2 separate regions of the Homo sapiens genome follow, and region 1 is linked to region 2. Evidence: chromatin contacts called from ENCODE POLR2A ChIA-PET data. All regions are on one chromosome and are shown on one strand. Each heading gives the region's core, a stretch centred on a gene start or an enhancer-like site at or near the end of the contact. The rest is flanking DNA. Distances are from core to core; before and after follow the strand shown. Region 1 has its middle 11 kb from the start of LINC01816. Region 2 overlaps RAB10 (RAB10, member RAS oncogene family).

The links. ChIA-PET counts read pairs that join two places held with the same protein, here RNA polymerase II (POLR2A).
Region 1: POLR2A ChIA-PET joins it to region 2 with 13 read pairs in T-cell. The contact joins two enhancer-like sites. POLR2A ChIA-PET finds 5 or more read pairs at or near these places in 2 of 52 experiments (K562 and T-cell).

What each region holds. Positions count from the first base shown.
Region 1 is chr2:70,132,309-70,139,849 of GRCh38, forward strand. No RefSeq gene overlaps it. Among named protein-coding and RNA genes, the nearest start is that of LINC01816, 11 kb to the left of the region's middle. RefSeq lists enhancers at 1,227-1,536, 3,440-3,499, 3,560-3,609, 5,963-6,504, 6,505-7,046 and a silencer at 6,789-7,083. Within about 2 kb of position 3,748, at least 22 of the 41 ENCODE cell types and tissues checked have a DNase peak (open chromatin) inside an H3K27ac peak, as active enhancers do.
Region 2 is chr2:26,040,603-26,048,142 of GRCh38, forward strand. All of the region lies in intron 1 of RAB10 (RAB10, member RAS oncogene family), which reads left to right. It also overlaps the pseudogene RNU6-942P. Among named protein-coding and RNA genes, the nearest start is that of RAB10, 10 kb to the left of the region's middle. Within about 2 kb of position 3,894, at least 11 of the 41 ENCODE cell types and tissues checked have a DNase peak (open chromatin) inside an H3K27ac peak, as active enhancers do.

The DNA of each region.
Region 1 (7,541 bases), core at 2,498-4,997, about 44 Mb after region 2:
TCCAGTGAGTTGCACAGGGCAGCAGGCCTCAGGACACCCTGGCAGCTCTAAGGATGGCTTCAGCACAGCCTGGGGAAGGAAGCCCTGCCAGCAGGCAGCGCCAGGCCAAGTGTACCCTCTTTCCTTATCCCTGACTTAGAAAAACAAAACCGATAGGCAAATCCACTCATCGGCATTTCTGAATCCAGTTGTTAACCAATCCTCTTCCTGCCCTTTACTCTCCTTTTCTTCCTTTTTCCAGAAAATCCTGGAAAGCTCTGCAGCTACTTTGCAAAGTGCTTTACTAGCTCTGGCTGCCTTGTTGTTTTCCTTTTCTCATTTGGCCTGTGTCATCCTCTCAGGCAAGTACTGCAGTCAGACTTCCTGCCAGCTTGCCTGCTGGGTTCATCTGTCTTTAAAACACAAAACAAAACAAAACAAAAAGCCTGTATTTTCATAGAACCTACAAACCTCAAATTCGAAGTTATTTTGTCCAACTCTCCACCCAGAGCAGAAGATCCTAGTTGTAAAATTTAGCAGAGTAAATCCACTTGGTTTTAAAGCCCAATTCTGTGGTTTCACTTTGCCCATCCAATCAACTCGGAGTAACAGCTCTCATAAAATATTTGCTCTTGTGAAGAATCCCACGGGGCAGGTCTATTTGTGTGTGGAGTCTAGTGGTGCAGTCAGCACCAGTAAATTTCCATTCAGTAATTCAGTGACTGTTAATCGACACCTAATATGTATCCATCACTGTCTGAGGCCCTGTGCTAGGGACAGAAACAAACACCGAGACTCAGCCCCTGCCCTCAAATCTCTAACAGCCATGTTAGGATACCTTCAGGTCATCAAGCCAGGTCATTAGTGCCTGGCCTAATTTGTTTTGTTTTTAAAAAGCCATTTGCAAGGTATCAGTTATATCACTGTGTTGTGGACATTTTCATGGTGAGCTATGTGTCGGAAATATGATTTATGGGAATGGCTTTCTTTTCTCTCTTTTTTAAGGTTTTGGGGAAATAGCTTTTATACTGCAAAGATAATGGCCAAAGCTCAAACTCTAGGTAATGTAATCCATATAAGATTAATTAGCCTTTCAGGGTGTTAATTTTGTCATAACAGTGTCATAGCTTTCAGCTTTCATTAGCTAGAATTCCTTGGCTAATGTGCAGGAAATTTGAGATGTCTGCCAGGTGTGTTCGGTGAAAGATTTTACAAAATCAAATGTGAGTCTAAAAGCAAGTCATTTTGAGAGACACTGAGCTTGGCAGAGATTCAGGTGTCTAGAACCATACCATATACTCCCCAGAGAATGCTGGGCCAGAACATGTCTTCCCTTGAGCGTTGTTCAATTCACTGGGCACACGGAGCAGAGGACTCCGTGGAGGCAGCATGCTCACTCCCCATTACACACGCACAGCATCACCAGGAACCATACCTCGACATTCATTCTTTGCTGGCTTATTCTCAAAGGAAAACCCCAACCAGAAGATAATGAACACCACAGACTGTTGGAAGCAGCAAGAAGCTACCACACATTTGTGGCTCCCACACATCCACCCAAAACACACCAGCAGGAAGAAAGAGCAATATATTACTCAGGTTTCCTGTCAGGACATCCTGGCTTGAAACACAGGTCTGTCACTTAAAAATATTAAGATAACCCGCAGATGGGAAACTGCTTCATTATGTCCTTGGGAATCTCAGAAAACTGTCAGCTTATGAAATAGAGCTCAAAAGCAAGTAGAAAATCACCCATTCCCATTGATGACGGGTAGTTTTTCTTCCAGGCAAAGAGGATCACAGGAACATGGGGGCATGAAATGACTGAAGGAATCTGGGCTGGGGAAGGCCCCATGCAGTTTCTGGGCAGACTGGGTCTTGTCTCAGACCAACAACCTTGGTCCAAATTTGTCATAAGGACATGACAAACTCAGTATACAAGCATTACCGCGTAAGTAGTAGGCCCTATTTTGTTGGTGACTGAAGATTGCCTTTGAATTCCCCAGTGCCCATAGGCCCTGCACGCCTCACCATCTGCCATTGAACAGTGTAAGGTGTAAGCAGATCAGCTCAGCAGAACAGTATAAGGCTACACTTTGAACAGTAGCTGTCTCCTTGGGGGAACCCTACAATGAAGGGGAATCCATTAAAAGGAGGGTATAGGCTAGATGTCTGTTCTCCAGGCTTGTCATGGCAAGCTCAGGATCAGAGAGACCACCCATCCATTCATCAATGCATTCATTCACTCATTCAATAGACATCTATAGAGCACTTTTTTTTTTTAGACGGAGTCTCTCGGTTGCCCAGGCTGGAATGCAGTAGTGCGATCTAGGCTCACTGCAACTTCCGCCTCCTGGGTTCAAGCAATTCATCTGCCTCAGCCTCCTGAGCAGCTGGGACTACAGGCATTAGCCACCACGCCTGGCTAATTTTTAAAATATTTTTAGTAGACATGGGGTTTTACCATGTTGGTCAGCCTCGTCTCGAACTCCTAACCTCAAATGATCTGCCTGCCTCGCCTCCCAAAGTGCTGGGATTACAGAAATGAGCCACCACATCCGGATTTTTTTTTTTTTTTTTTTTTTTTTGAGACAGGGTCTTGCTCTGTCACTCAGGCTGGAGTGCAGTGGTGCAATCACGGCTCACTGCAGTCTCAACCTCCTGGGCTCAAGCAATCCTCCCTCCTCAGCCTCCCAAGTAACTGGTACTACTGGCGTGTGCCACCATGCCCAGTTAATTTTTGTATGTTTTGTACAGACAGGGTCTTATGTTACTCAGGCTAGTCTTGAACTCCTAGGCTCAACCAATCCTCCAGCTTTGGCCTTCCAAAGTGTTGGAATAACAGGTACTGTTATTCCGAGTAACTGGTACTACTGGCGTGCGCCACCATGCCCAGCTAATTTTTGTATTTTTTGTAGAGACAAGGTCTTACTATGTTACCCAGGCTATTCTCGAACTCCTAGGCTCAACCAATCCTCCAGCTTTGGCCTTCCAAAGTGCTGGAATAACAGGTGTGGGCCACTGTGCCTGGCCACTGCAAATTCTTGGGAGCCTGCTGTCTCTCTTAGCCAGGTTACAATGGATACTATCTGTTAACACTAGTATTCCTACTATCCCATATTCAATCTTTACTCCTCAATCACAAACTTTTTTTTTTTTTTTTTTTGAGACAGAGTCTCATGCTGTCCCCCAGGCTGGAGAGCAGTGGCGCAGTCTCGGCTCACTGCAAGCTCCGCCTGCCAGGTTCACACCATCCTCCTGCCTCAGCCTCCCGAGCAGCTGGGACTATAGTTGCCCGCCACCACACCCGGCTAATTTTTTTGTATTTTTAGTAGAGATGGGGTTTCACCACGTTAGCCAGGATGGTCTCAGTCTCCTGACCTCGTGATCCACCCACCTCGGCCTCCCAAAGTGCTGGGATTACAGGCGTGAGCCACCGCATCCTGCCCTCAACCACAAACTTTTATTTCCTTCTGCTATTCTATCCCATGATTCTCATAAACCATCAAAATGTCTTCAGAATGCCAATTTTTTGTGTGTTCCGATTTCATCTCTGGCATGATAAACTTTATAGCTCTGAAACTCTTGGTTCAAAAAATAGTGCCGTGGAGAGCTAGGTGGTCACCCTGAGACCACAACTTGCAGTCCCTCCAGGCTCATGCCTGTATCTGTGAACAGGGAATCTCCTGAGGAAATACACGTGGTCTCCACAGATTCCACAGCCACACCCATCTCATGACCTGGATTCCTCCCCTCCCCCCTGCCCAGCCTCCACCCCCTGGGCAGGAAAAGGAGCCGAGAAAGTGAGTCTTCAGCTCCTTCCTCTTCTGCACTTAGATCTATCACATCTCACCACATCAACACTGTTATTTTCTTAGAACTATATAGTGTTTATATTTGGGGTCTAGGGTAAAATTCCATTTTCATCTATCATTGCAACTGGCTTTTCTGGCTTTCTCTTTTGGAGATCTTGGCTTATTTTTCCCCAGGGAGTGAGTCATATTCACAAACACGCCTTATCTCCTGGGACACAACCTGGTCAGTTAGCTACCCCAACTCACAGAAAATGATCACAAAGATTTTGTGTCCCTTTTACTTTTTTTTTTTTTTTTTTTTTGAGATGGAGTTTCGCTCTTGTTGCCCAGGCTGGAGTGCAATGGCATGATCTCGGCTCACCGCAACCTCCGCCTCCCGGGTTCAAACGATTCGCCTGCCTCAGCCTACTGAGGAGCTGGGATTACAGGCACCCGCCATCACGCCTGGCTAAGTTTTGTATTTTTAGTAGAGACGGGGTTTCACCATGTTGGCCAGACTGGTCTCTAACTCCTGACCTAAGGTGATCCACCCGCCTCAGCCTCCCAAAGTGCTGGAATTACAGGCGCGAGCCATCGCGTCTGGCCCCCTTTTACCTTTATATCACTCACTTCCACAAAATTTATTTAAAATTTAGAGGAAAACCTCTGTACTTCCTCCTGCCTCCCACCCCTTGTTTTTTTTATTAATTTTTTTTTTTGAGACAGACTCTTGCTCTGTCACCAGGCTGGAGTGCGGTGGCACAATATCAATTCACTACAACCTCCGCCACCCGGGTTCAAGCAATTCCCCTGCCTCAGCCTCCCAAGTCGCTGGGATTACAGGCACCCATCACTACCCCCGGCTAATTTTTTGTATTTTAGTAGAGACGGGGTTTCACCATGTTGGCAAAGATGGTCTTGATCTCCTGACCTCGTGATCTGCCAGCCTCAGCCTCCCAAAGTGCTGGGATTACAGGCGTGAGCCACCGTGCCTGGCCCCCTTGTTTTAATTTTCTCCGTAGCACTTGTCACTATCGACATACTAGATAGCTTATTCATTTGTTCATCATTCATTCATTGTTTGTCTCTCTCTCTTTCCTCACTGGAATGTAAACTTTTGGCCAGACATGGTGGCTCACACCTGTAATCCCAGCACTTTTGGAGGCCGAGGCTGGCAGATCACTTAAGGTCAGGAGTTCAAGAACAGCCTCTGGCCAACATGGTGAAACCCCATCTCTACTAAAAATACAAAAAAAATTAGCCAGGCATGGTGGTGCATGCCTGTAGGCTGCAGTGAGCCGAGATTGCGCCACTGCACTCCAGCCTGGGTGACAGAACCAGACTCCATCTCAAAAAAAAAAAAAAAAAAAAAAAGAATGTAAACTTTTTGAGGGCAGGGCTTTTGTTTGTTTTGTATATTGCTGTATTCCCAGGCCCAGCTCAGTGCCTGGCACATAAAAAATACTCAATAAAGGTTGAACAAATAAATTGGTGAATAAATAGTTGATTTTTCCTTCCTTGTCTGAGGCCTACCACTTCCCTCTCCTGCCACAATGTCTTTCCATTGGCTCAGTCCCTAAGAGATCAGATGACTGTATGTTCTGTGTAAGCTGTGGAGGCGAACCACCAAAACAGTGGGTAGTTCCTCTCCATCTCCTGCATCTCCATCTACTGATAGCACAAACATTTTGCAAGTCCTACTCACCTCCTCTGTGGCACCATCCCTTAACCTCCCACAGTGATCTCACCTTCTTCTGAACTCACAGCATCCAGTGCATGTATCATTCATCTACAATTTAGCACTTTCTGCCTTGTGTGGATAATATAATTCTCCTGAATGTGAGCAAAGCTGGCTTCCTGCACCAACCCCTTCCCCTCTTTCCAGCAGCTCCTCACTTCTTACCTCGCGGAATTTAAACAAGGACCCAGATGTGGGACTTACACTTTCAGGCTGGCCCAGTACGAGGGGACTCATCTCTCAAACACCTAGAGAGTTCACATAATGTTGAGGGACATATAAATCAAATGCCAATTTACTCACACTGAGGAATGACAGATATTCAAAATGGACTGCAACGCTTGAACTGGCCTGACTGGCCGATGTCCCCATGGGCTAAGGATTGCTTAGTAAAATGCAGACTTAGAACAAAAGTAACCAACCTAAAGTCAGGTCTCACTTTTTAAGGCAGAAGATCCTCTTTCCTGCAACAGGAGCAGCAGCCTGACCAAGGAACTCACGGAGCTTACCTGGTCTCCCACTAGCCTTGGGTCCTGCCAGGGCTGTACTTGGAAGCACAGGTACTTTCAAGGATGGCCAAACCCCTCCTGTTAAGTTTGCCAAACTGGTTTATAACCCAATTGATTAAACTTCACCTAAATTACAACCACTTTCCAGCCCCTCTCCTATTAGACTATAAGCTCCCGAGGGCCCATGCCTTGCAGGTTTCTTTTTTCTTTTTTTTTTTTGAGATGGAGTTTCGCTCTTGTTGCCCAGGCTGGAGTGCAATGGCACAATCTCGGCTCACCGCAACCTCTGCCTCCCAGGTTCAAGCAATTCTCCTGCCTCAGCCTCCCGAGTAGCTGGGATTACAGGCATGCACCACCATGCCCAGCTAATTTTGTTTTTTTGTTTTTTTGAGACGGAGTCTTGCCCTGTCGCCCAGGCTGTAGTGCAGTGGCGCAGTCTCGGCTCACTGCAACCTCCGCCTCCCAGGTTCAAGTGATTCTCCTGCCCCAGCCTCCCGAGTAGCTGGGATTACAGCCGTGTGCCTCCATGCCCAGCTCATTTTTGCATTTTTAGTAGAGACGGGGTTTCACCATGTCGGTCAGGCTGGTCTAGAACTCCTGACCTCATGATCTGCCCGCCTCGGCCTCCCAAAGTGCTGGGATTACAGGCGTGAGCCACCGCGCCCAGCCTTAATTTTGTATTTTTAGTAGAGATGGGGTTTCTCCATGTTGAGGCTGGTCTCGTACTCCTGACCTCAGGTGGTCCACCCGCCTCGGCCCCCCAAAGTGCTGGGATTACAGGCGTGAGCCACCCCGCCCGGCCAGCAGGTTTCAATAAGTATGTTGTGACAGAAAGGGCCGCTTTGTCAGCAAAGAAAGAAATAGAAAAACTCACTCCGCCCACAGTTTTTTTTAAGAGACAGGGTCTCTCTCCGACGCCCAGGCTGGAGTGTGATCACAGCTCACTGCAGCCTTAATCTCCAGGGCTCAAGCTTTCGTCCTACCCTCAGCCTCCCAGATAGCTAGGACTACAAGCGTGCATCACAACGCTGACTAGTGGTTTTTTTTTTTTTCTTTTTTTAATAGAGATGGGGTTTCACCATGTTGCCCAGGCTGGTCTGGAACTCCTGGGTTCAAGGGATCCTCCCACCTCAGCCTCCCAAATTGCTGGGATTACAGGCATGAGCCACCTCCCCTGGCCTCACTCCCTGTTTAAAGTGTCCCTGGGCCAGGTGCTGTGGCTCATGCCTGTAATCCTAGTGCTTTGGGAGGCTGAGGCGAGAGGATCACTCAAGGCCAAGAATTCCAGACCAGGCTGGGTAGCGTATCGAGACCCCATCTCTACAGAAAATTTTAAAAATTAGCCGGGCGCCGTGGCATGTGCTTGTTGTGGTCCTAGCTACTCAGGACGCTGAGGTGGGATGGTGGCTTGACCCCAGGAGTTTGAGGTTAACTGAGCTATAATTGTGCGACTGCACTTAGCCTGGGCAACAGAGAGGGTCCTTGATCTAAAACAAAACAAAACAAAACAAAAAACAAACA
Region 2 (7,540 bases), core at 2,644-5,143:
AGCTCGGATCACACCACTGCACTCCAGCCTGGGTGACAGAGCGAGACCGTGTATGATAAAACAAAAACAGAAAACATCCAGAGGTTTGTATAGAAGTAGTTATCTTGCAGGTGTTCAGAAGGACCTGACTGCCAAAATAAGGCAGGCCCTCATTATTTCAGGTGCAGTCATTTAAGTTTCTTATTGGCTATGGTTTTTTGAAGAAATAATTTTTATAGATTTATAGGATGGTGTTCACAAAGACTACTGTATTTGAATTTTTCTATATATTTTCAATTCTCATACATCCGTATTAGAAATTATGTATTGTATTTATGGTCAGATTTATTGGAGACTGCTGCAAAAAACAAATTACTGGTATGGTACACTCAACCAATCTCAAAACGAATCCAAGGGCACCAGAATATAAGTTGCACAAAGGCAGAAATCTTTGTCTTTTTTTTTTTTCTCATGTGTGCTAAACACCTGGAAGGGTACCTGCATTTAATGGGTGCACCATAAATAATGAATGAAGGCAGGCAGGTAGGCAGACAGGTGGTACAATCAGGATCCCCTTAATATGAATTGGGGGTAGTTTATGTAAAATTTTTCCTTTTTACCTACTTTCTGATCATTATATGAAGTAGATTGGGATCAGACTTACCAATATTAGCTGTGGCCGGGCGCAGTGGCTCATGCCTGTAATCCCAGCACTTTGGGAGGCCAATGCAGGTGGATCACCAGAGGTCAGGAGTTTGAGACCAGCCTGGCCAACATGGTGAAACCCCGTCTCTACTAAAAATACAAAAATTAGCTAGGCATGGTGGTGTGTGCCTGTTGCCCCAGCTGCTTGGGAGGCTCTGAGGCAGGAGAATTGCTTAAACCCGGGAGGCGGAGGTTGCAGTGAGTTGAGCTCGTGCCACTGCACTCAAGCCTGGGTGACAAGAGTGAGACGCTGACTCAAAAAAAAAAAAAAAAAAAAAAAGAATGTTAGCTGTTTGGCTTAATAGGGCAAGACTGCTCTTAGAAATTGAAAGGTTGGGGCTGGGTTTGGTGGCTCACGCCTGTAATCCCAGCACTTTGGGAGACCGAGGCGGGCAGATCACCTAAGGTCAGAGTTCGAGACCAGCCTGGCCAACATGGTGAAACCCTGTCTCTACCAAAAATACAAAATTAGCTGGGCGTGGTGGCGCATGCCTGTAATCTCAGCTACTCTAGAGGCTGAGGCAGGAGAACCGCTTGAACCAGGGAGGCGGAGGTTGCGGTGAGCCGAGATCGTGCCATTGTAATCCAACCTGGGCAACAGGAGCAAAACTCTGTCTCAAAAAAAAAGAAAAGAAAAAGAGAAATTGAAAGGTTGTTTGAAAAATAGGCTTAAGAGAGTTACTGCTTTTGGATGAGAAGATTTCAGTGGTTGATTTGACCATAACCATCTTGGTAGTATGAGCTCAGGAATGCGTTACTTATTAGTGATGTGGGAATTACATGGATTTGTCCCCAAAGCACAAGCTTTTAGTGGGCTGCTTCTATACTGGATGTGCTACCTTTTGGTGTCATTAATCCTTTCTCCACCACAGGCTTACTCATTTTTTAACAGGGAATATTTTTCACTGGGAATTGGAGTCTCTCGGCTCCATGTAAGAAATCAAGTTGGTAAAGGCTCTTGTCCCTAAGAGAGGTATAATACATACATTTTGTTGTCAGGATGATTTTGCTAAGTTTTGGAAGAGTAGGTTGGTTCCACTAACCTGCATTTAAGAAATGATTGATTAGGCTGGGTGCTGTGGCTCACACCTGTATTTCCAACACTTTGGGAGGCTGAGGCAGGAGGATAGCTTGAGCTCAGGAGTTCGAGACCAGCCTGGGCAACTTAGCGAGACCCCATCTCTACAAAAAAAAGCTTTTAAATAAAAAATTAGCTGGGTGCGGTGGTGTACACCTGTAGTCCCAGCTACTCAGGAGGCTGAGATGGGAGGATCACTTGAGCCCAGGAGTTTGAAGCTGCAGTGAGCTATGATTGTACCATCTCACTCCAGCCTGGATGACAGAGTGAGATTCTGTCTTAAACAAAAAACCCCAAAAGACCATCCAGAGTGCTTGTCTCGGTAGCATATATACTAAAATTGGAAGGATATGGAGAAGATTAGTATGGTCCCTGCGCAAGGATGACACGCAAATTTGTGAATTGTTTCATAATTACTATTTAAAAAAAAAAAACCTCTGTAGGTATTTCTCCAAAGAAGCTAAGCAGATGCCCAATAAACATATGGAAAGATGTTCAGCATCACTAATAATTAGGGAAATGCAAATCAAAACCACAGTGAGATGTTACTTTGCGACCATTTAGGATAGTTATAACAACAACAACAAACGACAAAAGCAAGTGATGAGGTTGTAGAGAAATTGGAACCTTGGTGCATTGCTGGTGGGAATGTGAAATGGTGCAGCCACAGTGAGAAACAATAGGGTGGTTTCTCAAAAAATTAAAAATGAAATTACCATATGATCTAGTGATCTCACTTCGAGTTATATCCAGGATAATTTAAATCAAAGATTCAAACAGGGCCAGGCAAGGTGGCTTATGCCCGTAAATCCCAGCACTTTAGGAGGCCAGATTACTTGGGCTCAGGAGTTCAAGACCAGCCTGGGCAACATGGTGAGATCCTGTCTCTACCAAGAAACCCCCCAAAATTAGCTGTACATGTTGGCGCATGCCTGTAGTACCAGCTGCTTGGGAGGCTGAGGTGAGAGGATCACTTGAACCCGGGAAGCGGAGGTTGCAGTGAGCTGATGATCATGCCACTGTACTCCAGCCTGGATGACAGAGCAAGACCCTGTCTCAAAACAAACAACAACAAAAAAGACTCAAACAGCTATTTGTACACCAGCATTCATAGTAGCATTATGCACGATAGCTGAAAGGTGGAAACAACTCACATGTTCATCAGTGGATAAATGGATAAACAAAATGTGGTATACACATAGAATGGAATATTATTCAGCCTTAAAAGGGAGGGAAATTCTAACATGCTACCACATGGATACGCCTTGAAAATAGTTTACTAAGTAAAATGAGTTGGACACAAAAGGACAAATAATGTGTGAGGTACCTATAGTAGACAAAATTAGTGGAATAGTGGTTACTGGGGCCTGGGGGACAGAGTAATGGGGAGTTATTGCTTAATGATCACAGAGTTTTAGTTTGGAAGGATGAAAAAGTTCCAGAGAGGAATAGTGTTGATGGTTGTATAACAGTGTGAATTAATTTAATGCCAATGAATTGTACACTTAAAAATGTTTGAAATGCATGAAAAGACAAATACTATGTGATTTCATTTATATGAATATGAGGCTATCTAAAGTCAAATTCATAGAAACAGAAATAATGGTGATTACCAGGGGCTGGGGAAGAGGGAAATAGGAAGGTGTTTAATGAGTATAAAACAACGCATTACAGTTTTGCAGAATGAAAAGGCTCTGGAGATCTGTTGCACAATGGTGTGATACACTTAACACCTACTGAACTGTACACATTAAAAATGGTTAAGATGGCAAATTTAATGTTATGTTTTAGAAAATGGTTTAAATGGTAAATGTTTTAGATATATTTTCCCCACCGCTCAACAAAACCCAAAAAACTAACACTCGACCCAGTTCTCTAAAAGAGCATTTGATCACAGACGGCCCCTCCTGTTCCAGGTGTTAGCTACTGTTAACCAGTGGTTGTGAATCAAGAGGATCCTTTATGGTACTTTCCCATGCTTTAATATCACTGGTCTGTACTTTCAGTTGTTGAAGGCAGATTTGTCTTTTTGTTGTCTGTATTTGCATAGACCTTCTTGGAATGTTAGAATCACAGAATGTTAGTGCAGGAATGAACCCTTAAATGAATTTTCAAAGTGGGAAAACTGAGACTGGTGAGGTGAAGTAACTTCCAGAAGGCCAAAAGGCCACATGGCTAATTAGTTTTTTTTTTTTTTTGAGATAGAGTTTCACTTTTGTTCCCGAGGCTGGAGTGCAGTTGCGTCATCTTGGCACACTGCAACCTCCACCTCCCGGGTTCAGATGATTCTCCTGCCTCAACCTCCCGAGTAGCTGGGATTACAGGCATGAGCCACCACTGCTGGCTAATTTTTGTATTTTTAGCAGAGACAGGGTTTCGCCCTGTTGACCAGGCTGGTCTCAAACTCCTGACCTCAGGTGATCCACCTGCCTCGGCCTCCCAAAGTGCTGGGATTACAGGTGTAAGCCATTGCGCCCCGCCAGGAGTTTTTATTAGAATCCACAGCCAATCTTATTCATAACCACATTGCTCATTCTGAGAATTTCATTGTTATGTTAAAAAAAATCAGTGATAGTTTTCCTGCTCATCAATTTCAATTTGAAAAGTAGAGTTGCTGTGGTTTTGTTTTTGTTTTTTTTTTTTGGAGGGGCACGAATAGGTAAGTAACAAGTCTTAGAATAAAATATCAAGGATTTTGTTCGGGTTACTTGTCCTTTGCCATCTTAGCGCATAATAGAGAAGAGCCGATGATGTTTCTTTTCAAGAATTGTGGTGTATAATGACGCACAAGCATGGCAAAGGAAATACTGGTATTCTCGTTTTGTTTGCAAAAGGGAGAGGCTAATAAGAGAAATACTGGCAATCTCTTTCAACTTTTTTTTTTTTTTTTTTTGAGACAGAGTCTCGTTCTGTCGCCCAGGCTGGAGTGCAGTGGCACAATCTCGGCTCACTGCAAGCTCCGCCTCCCGGGTTCACGCCATTCTCCTGCCTCAGCCTCCTGAGTAGCTGGGACTACAGGCGCCCGCCACCACGCCCAGCTAATTTTTTGTATTTTTAGTAGAGGCGGGGTTTCACTGTGTTAGCCAGGATGGTCTCGATCTCCTGACCTCATGATCCGCCCGCCTCTGCCTCCCAAAGTGCTGGGATTACAGGCGTGAGCCACCGCGCCCGGCCGTCTAACAGTAGAAGGTTGCCCAGGCAGAGCTGTGGTAGCAGTTGTGAAGAACGAAGGAGTAGGAGCTTGTTGAGTGTTGATTTACAAGTAAGAGACCATTATTTAGCACAAAATATAAATTGTATGATTAGCTGAAGAGATTTGCCTGGGAAAACTGTTTATTGAGATGGTTAAGTCATAAAGGAGGAGTTTCATTTTTATTTGATTTGATTTTTGTAGAGACAGGGTCTTGCTGTGTTGCCCAGACTGGATCAAATTCCTGGGCTCAAGCAGTCTTCCTGCCTCAGCCTCTAAAGCCACCAAGGCCAGCTTTTTAAAACTTTATTTTATATATAAAAAAAGAGTTTAAAGGATTACAAAGGATGTTGAGGTTAACAGGACATCTGAACCCAGAAGACTAAAAGTCTTGTAAAGGTCATAGAGGTGGGTCCTTCAAATAGATGAATAATTGAGGGTTTATGAAATTAGTTCATTAAATTTGGACTGTAAGAAAAGGAATTTGAGGCCCGGTGCGGTGGCTCACGCCTGTAATCCCAGCACTTTGGGAGGCCAAGGCCGGTGGATCACCTGAGGTCGGGAGTTCGAGACCAGCCTGACCAACATGGAGAAACCCTGTTTCTACTAAAAATACAAAAATTAGCTGGGCATGGTGGCGCATGCCTGTAGTCCCAGCTACTCGGGAGGCTGAGGCAGGAGAATTGCTTGAATCTAGGAGGCAGAGGTTGTGGTGAGCCGAGATCACGTCATTGCACTCCAGCCTAGGCAACAAGAGTGAAACTCCGTCTCAAAGAAAAAAAAAAAAGAAAAGGAATTTGAAAAGTTGATTAAAATGAAATTTTAGTGAAGAAAACTCAGTCTTAAGGGAAATCTGAAATGAGAAAAACGTTTTTATTTGAAGACAGTGCAGTGTATTTTGGGTTGCAAGCATAAGTGATTGCTTGATGTTTATTCTTCTTTCCAGAGCTGAAAAATAATATTTTTGAGGAAAACAGCAACTATTAATGGAATGCTACATTTCTTTTTTTTATTTATTATTTACTGTTGATTAAAAAAAATTAATAGAGATGGGGTCTCGCCATGTTACCCAGGCTGGTTTCGAACTCCTAGGCTCAATCAGTACTCCTGCCTCAGCCTCCCAGAGTGCTGGGATTTATAGGTGGGAGCCACCACGCCTGGCCTAGAATGCTGTGTTTCACATACGACCCAGAAACAGAGCTTCCAAGGTTTAAAACATTAGAAAATGGAAAAACCATTATTCTGGAGACCCAAAAAGTACATCATATCAAAATTAGAACAAAGGACAGTGTTGATTTGTTTCTTTCGTATAATTAGCAATGCTTCTGTACAGACTTTTTTTAAGTTGAAATTTTTATTAAGATAATTGTAATTTCTCATGCAGTTGTAAAAGGTAATACAAAGGGATCTCTTGTATACTTTGCCCAGTTTCTTCCAATGGTAGCAGTTTTGGGAAATTTTTATAACATCACAACCAGAATATTGACATCTGGTGTAGTACACCAGCCTTATTAAAATTCCCCAGTTTTATTTTTATTCATTTGTGTGTATATGAAATTTGGTACAATTTTGTCATTCATAGGTTCATGTATCCACCACCATAGTCAATATACAACAGTTCCAAGGAACAAGGACCCTTCATGTTCTTTTGTAATTATAGCCTCCCGATATTTCTACACTCCAAACCTTGGTAACTATGAAACTGTCCTCCATTTCTAAAATTTTGTCATTTTACAAATGTTGTATAAATGGAATCATATAGAATGTAACCTTTTGGGATTGGCTCCCCCCCACCCCCCAACTCAGCATAATTCCCTGGAGATTAATCCAAGTTGTGTGTATCATTTGTTTTGTTTGTTTGTTTGTTTGTTTTTTTATTGAGACAGAGTCTTGTTCTGTCGCCTAGGCTGGAGTGCAGTGGCACAATCTCGGCTCACTGCAACCTCTGCCTCCCAGGTTCAAGTGATTCTCCTCGCCTCAGCCTCCTGAGTAGCTGGGATTACAGGCACCCACCACCATGCCCAGCTAATTTTTGTATTTTTAGTAGAGATGGGGTTTGACTACATTGGCCGGGCTGGTCTTGAACGCCTGACCTCAGGTGATCTGCCTTGCCTGCCTCGGCCTCCCAAAGTGTTGGGATTACAGGTGTGAGCCACCATGCCTGGCCTGTTTTTTTTTTTTTTTTTTGAGACAGAGTCTCACTTTGTTGCCCAGGCTGGAGTGCAGTCGCACAATCTTGGCTCACTGCAACCCCTGCCTCCTGTGTTCAAACGATTCTCCTGCCACAGCCTCCCAAGTAGCTGGGACTACAGGCATGCACCACCACACCCAGCTAATTTTTTTGTATTTTTAGTGGAGACGAGGTTTCACCATGTTGACCAGACTGGTCTTGAACTCCTGACCTCAGGTGATCTGCCGGCCTCGGCCTTGGCCTCCCAAAGTGTTGGGATTACAGGCGTGAGCCACCGTGCCGGGCCCATTAGTTTTTTTTTTTTTTTTTTTAAATTGTTGAGTAGTATACTTCATGGTATGTACCAGTTTGTTTAATCTTTACCCATTGACCGACATCTGGGCTGATTCTAGTTTTT